Regions from separate parts of the Homo sapiens genome. Here all the other regions are linked to region 3. A link is a contact called in ENCODE Hi-C or POLR2A ChIA-PET data. All regions are on one chromosome and are shown on one strand. The core of a region is the stretch at or near the end of the contact, and the rest is flanking DNA. Distances in the headings are between cores, read along the strand shown.

What was found. Hi-C counts contacts between places; a loop is a spot of excess contacts on that map. ChIA-PET counts read pairs that join two places held with the same protein, here RNA polymerase II (POLR2A). Pooled maps may share reads with other maps.
Region 1: a map of aorta shows a loop between it and region 3 (2.0-fold over the local background). The contact joins two enhancer-like sites. A Hi-C loop is called at or near these places in 1 of 168 maps with a recorded cell type or tissue (aorta), 2 of 37 single-sample maps with no recorded cell type and 7 of 50 pooled maps. POLR2A ChIA-PET finds 5 or more read pairs at or near these places in 3 of 52 experiments (GM12878, T-cell and WTC11).
Region 2: a loop to region 3 is called in a map of endothelial cell of umbilical vein, with 6 times the contacts of the local background. The contact joins two enhancer-like sites. A Hi-C loop is called at or near these places in 1 of 168 maps with a recorded cell type or tissue (endothelial cell of umbilical vein), 1 of 37 single-sample maps with no recorded cell type and 4 of 50 pooled maps. POLR2A ChIA-PET finds 5 or more read pairs at or near these places in 4 of 52 experiments (GM12878, HepG2, PC-9 and 1 more).

The regions. Positions count from the first base shown.
Region 1 is chr5:73,747,457-73,751,126 of GRCh38, reverse strand. It overlaps ARHGEF28 (Rho guanine nucleotide exchange factor 28), which reads right to left. Exons shown (of 36, transcript NM_001177693.2): 3 at 1,143-1,290. Among named protein-coding and RNA genes, the nearest start is that of ARHGEF28, 120 kb to the right of the region's middle. RefSeq lists silencers at 909-1,203, 2,309-2,603 and an enhancer at 3,377-3,670. Within about 2 kb of position 2,391, at least 11 of the 41 ENCODE cell types and tissues checked have a DNase peak (open chromatin) inside an H3K27ac peak, as active enhancers do.
Region 2 is chr5:73,603,718-73,607,766 of GRCh38, reverse strand. No RefSeq gene overlaps it. Among named protein-coding and RNA genes, the nearest start is that of ARHGEF28, 20 kb to the left of the region's middle. Within about 2 kb of position 2,146, at least 6 of the 41 ENCODE cell types and tissues checked have a DNase peak (open chromatin) inside an H3K27ac peak, as active enhancers do; they include PC-9, Panc1 and endothelial cell of umbilical vein, where a contact is called at or near this core.
Region 3 is chr5:73,671,197-73,675,196 of GRCh38, reverse strand. All of the region lies in intron 1 of ARHGEF28 (Rho guanine nucleotide exchange factor 28), which reads right to left. Among named protein-coding and RNA genes, the nearest start is that of ARHGEF28, 47 kb to the right of the region's middle. Within about 2 kb of position 1,921, at least 4 of the 41 ENCODE cell types and tissues checked have a DNase peak (open chromatin) inside an H3K27ac peak, as active enhancers do; they include PC-9, Panc1 and endothelial cell of umbilical vein, where a contact is called at or near this core.

The DNA of each region.
Region 1 (3,670 bases), core at 1,142-3,641, 75 kb before region 3:
ATTAATTCGGTTTGACTGTCTTTTCTTTCTTTTAACGATGCAGATTACTGGACTAAAGACAGAAGTGCTTAAAATTGCCGATGGTCTCAGAAATTGGACAACAGATTAATTCAGTGACCAAGACCAGGTAGAGCTAAGAGGTATCTGCACTTCTCTACAATTCTCACTGTGTCTGTGTTGTTTGCATGTTCACTGGCTACCTTCTTTCCACGTGTAGCAGATATGTTACAGAAGCAGGTAGGGACAAGCTCCTTTAAAAATGATCTCAATCTTAACTCTAATAAAAATTAAAGAGTCTCTTTATGATACAAATTAAAAGGGCCTGAAAGACCCACAGTTAAGAAAAACCAACCAATCAATAAAAAAGAATTCTAAAATGCCCTCCCTGTCCTGTAGGTAATGACATTTTAATTCCACCATTAGGTTAAAGCCTGATGACTCTTAAATGCACAACCCACATACCAATAAAAATATAAAACAACTATATTGAGAAGGGCTATTAGCTCGTCACAATATGTGAACAGGATATATTAATTTGTCATCTATCAAGAAGACAACAGGGGAAATTACAGGTTTCCAAATGTAAGCATTTTGATGATGGGGAGAGAAAGTTCTGGAGCTGGAGATCCCCCAAGGAAGATTCTGGATGGACAGGGCATCAAGGAAAGAACCCCAGTGACCAAACGGAGCAAGCAGAGGAGAGGCAGACCCATGGCTGCCAGGCTGCTTACAGAAGAATGAGGAAGAGAGAAGACAAACTTTGTCAATGTCAGTTCTGCCTGAGCCAACCCTGGCAATGAGTCTGAGGTTATAGGAGGTGATTAGGAGGTGATACTCAATAGACAGTGTTTCCTCCAGTTGACTGCATGCAAAGCACACCCAACCATAAAAGTTGGGTGCAGTCAATAGGATGGGTCTGCCTGGTCTAAGTTAAGACTCCTAATTAAGCAGCAGATACAACTGGAAGAATCTCAGATGTGAGTGTTCTTCCTAATATACACATACACACACAGGCACGCACACACTCCTGACCTTGCAGCACTGTTTTCTTTTTCTTCCTGGCTCTCTTCCTGGCCTACAGCCCTGGAGGGAAGTTATTTGCAGACTAATTTCCCAGCTGCACAACAAAGAGGACACCTCACCTGGGACGCTGGACTGGAGAACGTTATCCTCGATGCGCTCTGCAATCATGACATGTCGCTGATGAGATCCGTCATAAGTAAAGTAAAACTCAGCATCTTCAGGAAGATACACATTTTTGTCAAACTTCGCATAGATCATCATCTGCCCCTGAAAAAGGAATAAGTCGGGGCATTGTCAGACTTCCTTGTCCTGGCTCTAAGAAAGCACAATACAAAGGACCTGGGTCCATAACAGTGTCATTTGTTATGTTCACTTCATGTGGTTGAGTTCAAATAGCATGAGTGCTTCCTTCCAACAACAACACATTTGACATTAGGGAAGATGCTTCCTGATGTATTTAGGTATGGGTATCAGAGCTGGTTTGTTCTGTTTTTAAAGTTAAAGAACTTCAGGGCACAGGAAAGAATTTTTTCTTTCTTTAAAATGTACTAGATGTAGGAGTGTGGTACTTCGTTGCCGTTTGCTTTTCAAAAATTATTTTTAGAGACAGGGTCTCACTATGTTGCCCAGGCTGGTCTTAAACTCCTCTGCGCAAGCAATCCTCCCACTTCAGCCTCCCTGGTAGCTGGGGCTACAAGGATGTGCCACCACACCCAGCAGTCTTCTACTCTGAATTTCTACCAGCTGAACATCATGGCTTGAGTTAATTTTTATCCTGTATCCAAAATTCCATTATTAGTACAAAAGTTCATGATAATTATTCTTAGCTCTGGCCTCACCCTGTGCTAGACCATAGTCAGCTGTAAGAATCTTAAATATTTACAAACATTGCCAAATAAATAGGACTACTCCCTCCCCCTTGCTATGCTATTTCCATTTGCTATTTCTCTTCTCTGAGGGGTTTCCAAGTGCTCTTTCCTCACACTTTCTCTTAAGAGCTTCTGGTTGGCACAAAGCCCTGCAAAGTGCCTTGGTCCCAAGGAGAGGAGCTGCCACCTCAGGTCACCGAGGCATCCTCTGAGGACTAATGTCAAAGGAAGTGGGGCAGCAGGCTGGGGCTCTCGGGTATTTCATCATCCTGAGGCTTTGCGGAGGGGCTACAGCAGCCGTGTTGCACCCAGGGGAACAGCAGCTATGGTAGGGACTGCCAGGTCATCTCCAGACCCCAGAGGCTTTGAAGGATTTGTGCTACTCCCTACCGAAAACACAAAAAGCAATACAAAGTGGGGCCTCCAGAGAGAGAGCGCATTCTGCCCAGCCTGTGGGAGTGGCGGGGAAATGGAAACCTGGAGGTGGAAAGGGTCGCCCACTTTGGAGGGCTTCCAGAGCTCGGCCCTGCGTGGAGAAGCATCTGGGCTTTTGTGTGCTTGTCCAACAAAAACAAACCTGCTCGCCAAGATATCCTTACCCTATGATAGAGGAGAAAGTGAACAGATAAAAGCCTACACAGACTCCTTAACATCAATTTGCCTCTGACAAATATTAGCAAGATATTTCACAGGACACTAAGAGTTAAGCCAATCAGGATCAAAAACAAAATCGGTGTAGGGTTTTCTAGTAGTCACATGGTTATTTAATCTCAGTTTTTTACAATAAACAAACAACTATGCTTTTCTAGTGGTTTAAAATGTATCACACACACAGTTATCGGAAATTATGAAATGGTATAAATACAAAGTATAGAGTTCTGAAAAAAAATCACTGGTTGGCAGTTTTGAATTGCCCTTTTTCTGCATATGAGCATGCGTGTGTATGTGCACACATAAACGTAATCAATAGAAAAGCAACACGCCAAGAAAAATCTACCATACAATAGCTTCCAAAAAAGTTCAGGAAGGAGATCTGAAAAGCAAAAAACAACAAATGTCTAACATGACTGAGAGAGGAAACTTAGACAAAATTCCATTTCCTAAAAAAGGAAGAACAGCTTGCTTTAGTCATGTTCCTGGTTTCTAAAGAGACTGTTAACTATCCACAGGCAGAATCTGACCTGACCTGTTCGTGATTTTTTTTAAATAAAAAAACAAATTATATAAACAGATCAAAAATTTTCACAGATCACAAGGATATCTAATCTGCATCTATTCAAAACAACGATCATATTACTATTTTATTCGGTTGGGTGGACAAGGACTACAGCTTATGAGAGTTTAATTGCAACCCTTTCCAACACAATACAACCCTGAACATTACAGTCTTGTAATTCATCACGCCTGCCTTCCAAGAACCATGCCATGCTTTACACTAGTGAAAGGATAACCAACAGTCATGTGAGTAATAAGACATGCCCATTAAGGAGATTAAAGAGAGATGCCCAGAAGTCCTAACACTCAGAAGATATTCAGCAATAAAAAAAGTCTCTTATATGGTAACCAGAAAAACATCAGAAAGACCCAGTTAAAGATGCTATGGAAGAAGAAGGGGGTGATACAGAAACCAACAGAGAGACCCACTTAGACAGAAATGGATGGGCAGGAGAGGAAGACAAGGAAAGAAAATATGAAGATGAAATAACACGGACATTTTCATTCAGAAAAGGCAGATAAAGCTCAAAGGAGACGGATTTAGATAAAGCTACTTAGGAGAT
Region 2 (4,049 bases), core at 897-3,396, 68 kb after region 3:
GCATATCTATAGTATGCTACCTTTCATGTAAAAAATAAGGGATAAAAAAATGCACATGTATCTGCTCATTTATGAAAAAGAAAAACAGAAAGTAAATCAGAAGCGAAAGAGACTGATTACCTACACAGGACAGACAAAAAAGAGGTGAAAAGATGGGGAGAGGAGGAGAATGGGAACAGGGTAGTAGGGATGAGGTGGATGCTTTAACTCTTAAAATCATAATGATCTTTCACATACTCCAAAAAAATTTAAAATGAATGAAAATCAACCAGGATATGGAGGAAACCCAAAGTGTAATACAAACAGTAACAGATAAAATGAATCATATTACAAATAAATATAACTACACTGCAGGGGTTGTGGAAGAAATAAACTAGCCTAAGTGCTTTTGAAAAGCTTTTGATACTATAAGGCTTAAAACAAAAAGAACTGTGCACAAATGCCATAGACTTATTAATAAATCTATATCTCACCTGGGCATAGGTTATTCTACAACATTTTTTATATGCATGCTAGGATTAAACAAGTAAGTGAGTATTTATAGATGAAAGCCATGTTTCCCATTGTTGGAGAAAGAAATTACAGATAAAAAAAAAGAAGTAAAGTAGAATAAACCCTATGGCATCAAATTGAAAGAAGCAGTATGAAAGAAGCAGTGCACAGATAAACAGACACAATCATAAACATAGGACCAGGCACAGTGGCTCACACCTGTAATCCTGGCACTTTGGGAGGCTGAGGCAGACGGATCAGGAGTTCAAGACCAGCCTGGCCAACATGGAGAAACTCTGTCTCTACTAAACATTAGCCAGGTGTGGTGGTGCATGCCTCTCATCTCAGCTACTCAGGAGGCTGAGGCAGGAGAATGGCTAGAACCCAGGGGGCAGAGGTTGCAGTGAGCTGAGATCATGCCACTGCATTCTAGCCTGGGTGACACAGCGAGAATGTCTCAAAAAAAAAACAAACCATAAACATAGATATGTGTGTACCAGTATACATTTATATATATTTTCCAGCTCTGTCCACACACACACACACACACACACACACTCACACACAAAAGAGCCTGGGAGTAATGACACCCTGGAAGCAATGAGCACACCTAGAGCTCAGAACTTGCATTCTATCACTCTCCAATAACTTCTTGGAGAGGTATTTGATTGCAGAGCTGGAGCAGCAAAAATATCAGATGAACCAGGAACATTTTGTGCCAGCAAACAAGGAAGTGCTCGAAAAAGGATGGGGGAATGTTGAAAGGATGCAGAAGCCAGCCTGAAGGAACTCCCAATAACCAAAGCTGGAACAGCTGGAGCAACAAAAGACATAATAACAGTATTGGATTATAACCCATAGAACAAAATAAATATTCATGAGCCCATACTCATGGATAAATGGGGTAGAAGGGACAACTCGTCATCACCAAAGAATTCCAGTCATGAAGGGAAAAGATAATCTTCATTTCAACCCCTAGTATTAATTGTGACAGGCAAGGTCCACTAGCGGGTGCTAAAATTAGTGAACAAAAGTTTAAGCAGAAACATGATATTTACATACTCTCAAGTATCTCCCCCAAGATATTTCTCAATTACAAAAAAAATAATAATAACTTAATGATGGAGAAACCTGGCCAACAATACTTTAAGTGATCAAAGTTAACATCACTAGCAAAAAGACACATGAACATCAGGAAGGCCTGATATGATATTCTGAAAGAGATACAATATTGCTTCTGTGGTATTCTTGCCAGAAACATGTAACCTAAATCAAATAATGAGAAAACATCAGACAAATCCAAACTGGGAGACTTTCTGCAACATAGCTGACCAATATTCATCACAAGTTACAAGGTGCTGAAGAACGAGGAATGACTCAGGAACCATCACAGATTGTAGCAGATAAGAAGACAGAACAACTACATGCAATGTAGCATCCTGGATTGGATCCTAAAACAGAAAAAGGAGACGGGGTGCAGGAGGAAGGGACTGGTGAAACCGGTATGTTTTAGTTAATAGCGCACACCGATGTTAATTTCCTGGTTTTGATCATTGTATTGTGGTTATGTAAGTTGTTAACATTAGGGGAGGTGGAGTGAAGCCTCACTATTCTTGGAACTTTTCTGTAAGTGCCAAAGGATTTCAAAATAAAAATAAAATGAAACTTTTAAGGTTCTAAAGCCTTCTCTATCCTTGAAAGTTCCATTTTTGTCTAATTCTCAAGAGATCAAAGACTCATTTCCTTGTTTGGTCCAGACAGAGCAAGCCACCTCCCTCTGGTAGCCCTGCTCACCCCATCTCAGGTCTGACATTTGCCCTCCTCCCTCCCTGAATCAACATCCAAGCAGCAAACATTTATTTTTGCTGCGTGTCACACCCTGTGTGTGAGGCTGATATGGTTCCTGTCTTCTCACCGCTTACTTCTCTTACCAATTCAACCCGTGTCAGCTACTGGGAAAGTAACTCACTGCTCACATGTGAAATATTGCCCTTAGTCCTGTTTTTCCAGAATGGATCCAGGAGATCCATATTCTTATCTCCTATGCTGTTAAGAAAGAAATCCAGAGATAAACTAATACATGTTACTATTTGGACTATTGATATAAAGCCTGTATCAGTAGACCTGAACATTACATTAATGTTCCTCTATCAAATGACTTCCATGTCCTGTTTCCTAAGAAAATGTATAAGTGATAACATGGCCTACTTATAGCAATAGCACAGTGTTTTATTTATAGTGACAACCAGTTATCTAAGGTTTCTTCGCAAGAGCTTGATGGAATCATCTTTTAATGACAGAAATCATCATATCATTATGACTTGAAGAAAAAGAAAAAAGAAACTGCAACAAGCATTACTAGTTTGTAGTAAAGATACTAGAAACCTATTGACTTAGGCAATGGTAGATTATTTTAAAAAACAAAACAAGAAAAGATCATAAAATAAAACTACATCAGGAGCTTGGTGATCTAAGTCCAAAGCAGAGTATCCCTACTAACTACAGCCAACCCTTGAACAACACAGGGGTTAGGGACACCCACCCCCCCATGCAGTCAAAAATCAGCATACAACTTTGGACTCCCCAAAAACTTAACTACAAATAGCCTACTGTTGACCAGAAGCCTTACTGATAATATAAACAGTCGATTGACATATATTTTGTATATTATACATATTATATACTGTATTCTTACAATAAGGCTAGAAAAAGAAAAATATTATTAAGAAAATCATAAGAAAGACAAAATATTTTTACAGTACTGTATTTATCAATATCATAAGTTTACGTCATCTGTTTATAAGATGAATCATCTGTCTAAAATGGCGGCAACTGCAGCTGCAGTCTTCAATCTATGGTTTGTATCAAGAAATTCAACTTTTTATTGTAATGTCATGATTTTTCTCTGCTTCTTGGGAGCACTTCCATCATCACTAGTGGTACTCTGTATAGATCTCATGGTGTTATTCAAAGTTTACCATATTGAAACTAAACATGACGAAAAATGTGCGAGAACCGAGAGAGATGGCAATTTACTGGAGAGATGAGCTACTCACTCAGAGGCGATTAGCATCACATGATGTTTTAAGCAGATATTCGCAACACTTGAGCTCACTGAAATAACAACAGGAAGTGGCTATGAAATTACTACAGTAGTACAGTATGTACTACAGTCTATTTTATGCAATTAAAATTCAATACTGCATCTTTACATTTGTTTAGATTTCTCTCTAGTGTGAGTGGTGCTATGTAACATCTGTAGGTGTGTGTATAAGTTTTGATAAATTTTAACTTTGAATAACAGATTTGTATATATTTTACAGTAGCAAATGACTTTTAAAAGACTAGTATATACATACATCTTATGCATCCATGACATATCTTCATCTTAATTTTTTGGTATTTCTAGTCTACTTGGTTCATCTGCGAGTGTTTTTGAATTGTTGCAAATCTCCAAAAAAATTTTTAATATATTTAGTTCAAACCTGTGTTGTCCAAGCAACAACTGTACTTCAATTTCTCCTCTTGCAGAATAGGGGTAATATTCATTTCCTGTG
Region 3 (4,000 bases), core at 672-3,171:
CCTCCAATTCCCATACTACCTGGAGATAGCATCAGATCCCACAGGTTGAGGACTCAGTCCCACAAGACTGTCCCACATTTCTGATGCCAATGCAAGTCTCAGGTTGTTTCACCTGTGCTCTGACCAACTGACTATAAATCAGGGATCCCACAACCCTCTCCTTGGGTTTGACTAATTTCCTAGTGTGGCTCACAGAACTCAGGGAAACACTTACATGTACTGGTTTATTATAAAGGATATTACGAAGGGTACAGATGAAGAAATGCATAGGGTGAAGCATGTGGAAAAGGGCAAGGAGCTTCCCTACCCTCCCCTGGGTGTGCCACCCTCCAGGAACCTCCACGTGTTCTGCCATCCAGTAGTTCCAAGAACCCAGTCCTTTTAGGTTTTTAAGGAAGCTTCATTACATAAGCATGACTCATTGCATCATTGGCCATTTGTGATCAGTTTAGTCTTCAGCCCCTCTCTTCTCCCCAGAGGTTGGGGGGTGGAGCTGAAAATCCCAATCCTCTAATCTTCCCTTAGTCTTTCCTGTGACCAGTGCCTATCCTGAAACTACCTAGGGGCTGCCAGCCACCAGTCACCTCATTAGCATAAAAAATACATCATTTGGGAGATTCTAAGGAGTTTAGGCATTGTATGCCAGGAAACAGGAGAAAGAATGAAGTCAAAATACCGTGTATGTTTCACAATATCATACCTGCTATCCTCAGATAAGGGGACCTCGCATGTTCCTGTCCTCACTTTACATATGAGGAAAGAAAAGCTCAGCAAAGTTGTGGCACTTGACTGAGGTCCAGCAGCTAGAAGTGGCTTAGCAGATGTAAATCCAGCCTGTCTGATCCCATCCCATGTTCTCTGTAGCCTCAGCACAAAGTCCTTTTGTAACATACAACTGGTCTGAAAGACAGTGATTTGCTTGGCTAAAAGACAGCAAAAGCTTCACAGTTAGGAATACAGGCTTGGGAACAAGCTGCATTGAATCTCAGCTATGGTATGTTTTGTTTTTGGTTTTGTTTTTGTTTTGAAACAGAGTCTCACTCTGTCACCCAGGCTGGAGAGCAGTGGCACAATCAAGGCTCACTGTAGCCTTGACCTCCCCAGTTCAAGTGATCCTCCCACCTCAGCCCTCTGAGTAGCTGGAACTGCAGGAGCATACCACCACACCCACCTTTTTTTTTTTTTTTTAAAGAGATGGAGTGTCACTCTGTTGCCCAGGCTGGTCTTGAACTCCTGAGCTCAAGCAATCCTCCCACCTCAGCCTCCCAGTGTTGGGATTACAGGTGTGAACCACTGCCCCGGCCTACAGTATGTCTTAATTGCATGACTTTAGGTTCACTATTTTACTTTCCTTGGCCAGTTCCTCGTCTGTCAAGTAGAATTAATCATAGTACCTATCCCAAAGACTGTTGTGACGATTAAGAGATTTGATAGGGTAAAAAGAGAAAAAACTTAGTGTCTACCAGAAACACTAAATGCTAGTTGCAACTATTAACTATTATTATTATTATTACATGTTAAGTATATAAAAGGATTTTTTAAGACTTTGAATATTTATTTCAAATGAAATCACTCAGAATCTCTAAATATTAAACTGACCAAAATGACTCAGCAGTAACTGGTAATTGGGGCCAGGAGGGTCTGAAATAGGCCTACCCAGCTCAGCCTAAACCTGATGGCCCAGAGAAACCTCCAGGGATCAGGAATTCCAAATACATTGTACCAAATAAATGTAAGACATAAAGCTCCACAGAATTTTATTTGATTTTATAGAGCTGAATGGTCCCCCTACAGTTTGAAAATTCAAAGGACAGAGCAACAACTATTGAGGTAATTCTATTTGCCATGTTAGTTTGAAACTTTCTGCATTTGGAAGGAAATGCTGACTCACAGTTCCTTATACTAACCTAGGAATGTAGGCTTATAATTGCATTTCACAACTGTTATACTAACTGGAAAAGAACAGTAAACAGCTGGGAGATAAGGCCAAGTCTAAGTAAAAACCTTCAATGCCAGCACAATGGAAATGGGTAGGGAGACAGTATTTGAAATAAACCTATTATTGAACACACAACAGTGTCTATAGACCTGTTTCAGACTACAGTTATCTACCTGAGTTATGCAGGTCTAAGCTGCTTTAAGTGAAAGGGTTGAATTATTTGGTAAACTCAGTGGGGAGATGTCTGAAGATTAGAAAGGAAACAACAAAGTAACTGTTCACTAAGATCTCATTAATTCAAACTAATGGTGGTTGTGGGGATAGGGAGGAAGGAGAGCCAGTCAGTCTGAAATTGTGCAGCCTAACGTTTATAAAGTACAAAGAGGAGCACAAGCTAGCTGCTAACAAAATGTTCCGCCAAACCTGTCACACTCACTTGTATTTCGCAGGATATATTTGCACACAAAGTGATTAAGCCCTTTAAAAGCTTGTTCTCAATCTATCAGACATCACCTTTACAATCTTACTTATGCTATGAGTCTGTTTAATGTATTGTTCATGTCAACGCAAAGCTCAATCATCACTCAAGCATCATGGGCAAGATACGACCTACCAAGGTATCAATTTCCTCATTAGCAATAAATTTCTAAAGTATGTCTTTCATGTCCAAAACCCAATGTACTGTCACTTACTATGTGCAAAGCACTATGCAGGCCATCTAGGGAAGGATATTAAAATATATAGAATGCTGACTGTATCATTGATGAGCTCAGAATCTAGTTGGGATAATATGATCTACATCCATGAGAAGCTAGAGGATGCAAGGAGGAAGACCACTGGACTGGCAGAACATGGTAATGTCAGGCAAGCATAAACAGATAAAGAAGTTCTGTAAATGGAAAGTCGGAGTTCAGTATGAAGACAGATAAGGACATGCTATCTTTAGGAAACACAAAGGAGTTTGAGGGGTTGAAGCAATAGGTTTATGAACCAGAAAGAGCAAACGTCATCAGCCTCCTATGTTTATACATAATCCATCCTTAAAACACACATACTACATTTGTGACAAAAATGAATAGACTTATAGGGGCCAGGAGTCCTTTTGCCAGAGACCCAGCAATAACACTCTTAATTACACATTTCCTTTTAGCCAGAATTTTCAACAACATATATTCTAGCTTTTCCTACATGTGCTTTACTTTTGCCCTCCCCTCACAATGAAATATATTATCAAGTTCTTTGGGAGGCCAAGGCGGGTGGATCACCTGAGGTCAGGAGTTCAAGACCAGCCTGACCAACATAGTGAAACCCCATCTCTACTAAAAATACAAAAAATTAGCCAGGTGTGGTGGCAGACGCCTGTAATCCCAGCTACTCTGGAGGCTGAGGCAGGAGAATCGCTTGAAACCGGGAGGCGGAGGTTGCAGTGAGCTGAGATCGCGCCACTGCACTCCAGCCTGGGTGACAGAGCGAGATTCCGTCTCAAAAAAAAAAAAAAAAAAAAAAAAAAAAAAAAAAATATATATATATATATATATATATATATATATATATATATATATAATCAAGTTCAATGAAAACCCAGCTGATACTGACAATTCTCTGCTTGGGCACACCTAAGTATCGCTGTATTGTTTCTCACAACTGCATGTGATCATATCAAATTTATCAGATCCTTGCTTCTTCATCAATATCTCATTTCTATTTATTTTCCCCTCATTTTTATAAAGGTAGAGCAAGAAAAGTAATAAATCACATAGACAAGAGTCATGCTGCTAAAACTGAACTGGCGGGTACAAAAGCCCAAAAGTTCATTCATTTGCTGATACCTAAAAGTCTGAGTTCAGTATGAAAAGATTGCTTCTTGTGGAGTAGCTCTTCAATCTATCAACGTTTAAGGTAGCAATCTGGCAATGTCTCCCAGAGAAGTAAAGGAATGTATTACTGTGAAAGGAACACTTGGGTCAGGTCCTAGATAAAGCCTGGCTGAGAAACTTGCTCTTACTTTTGTAAGCTACAGGGTTTCCCACTTTTTACTTTGATGAGGGAGGGTAACTCTCC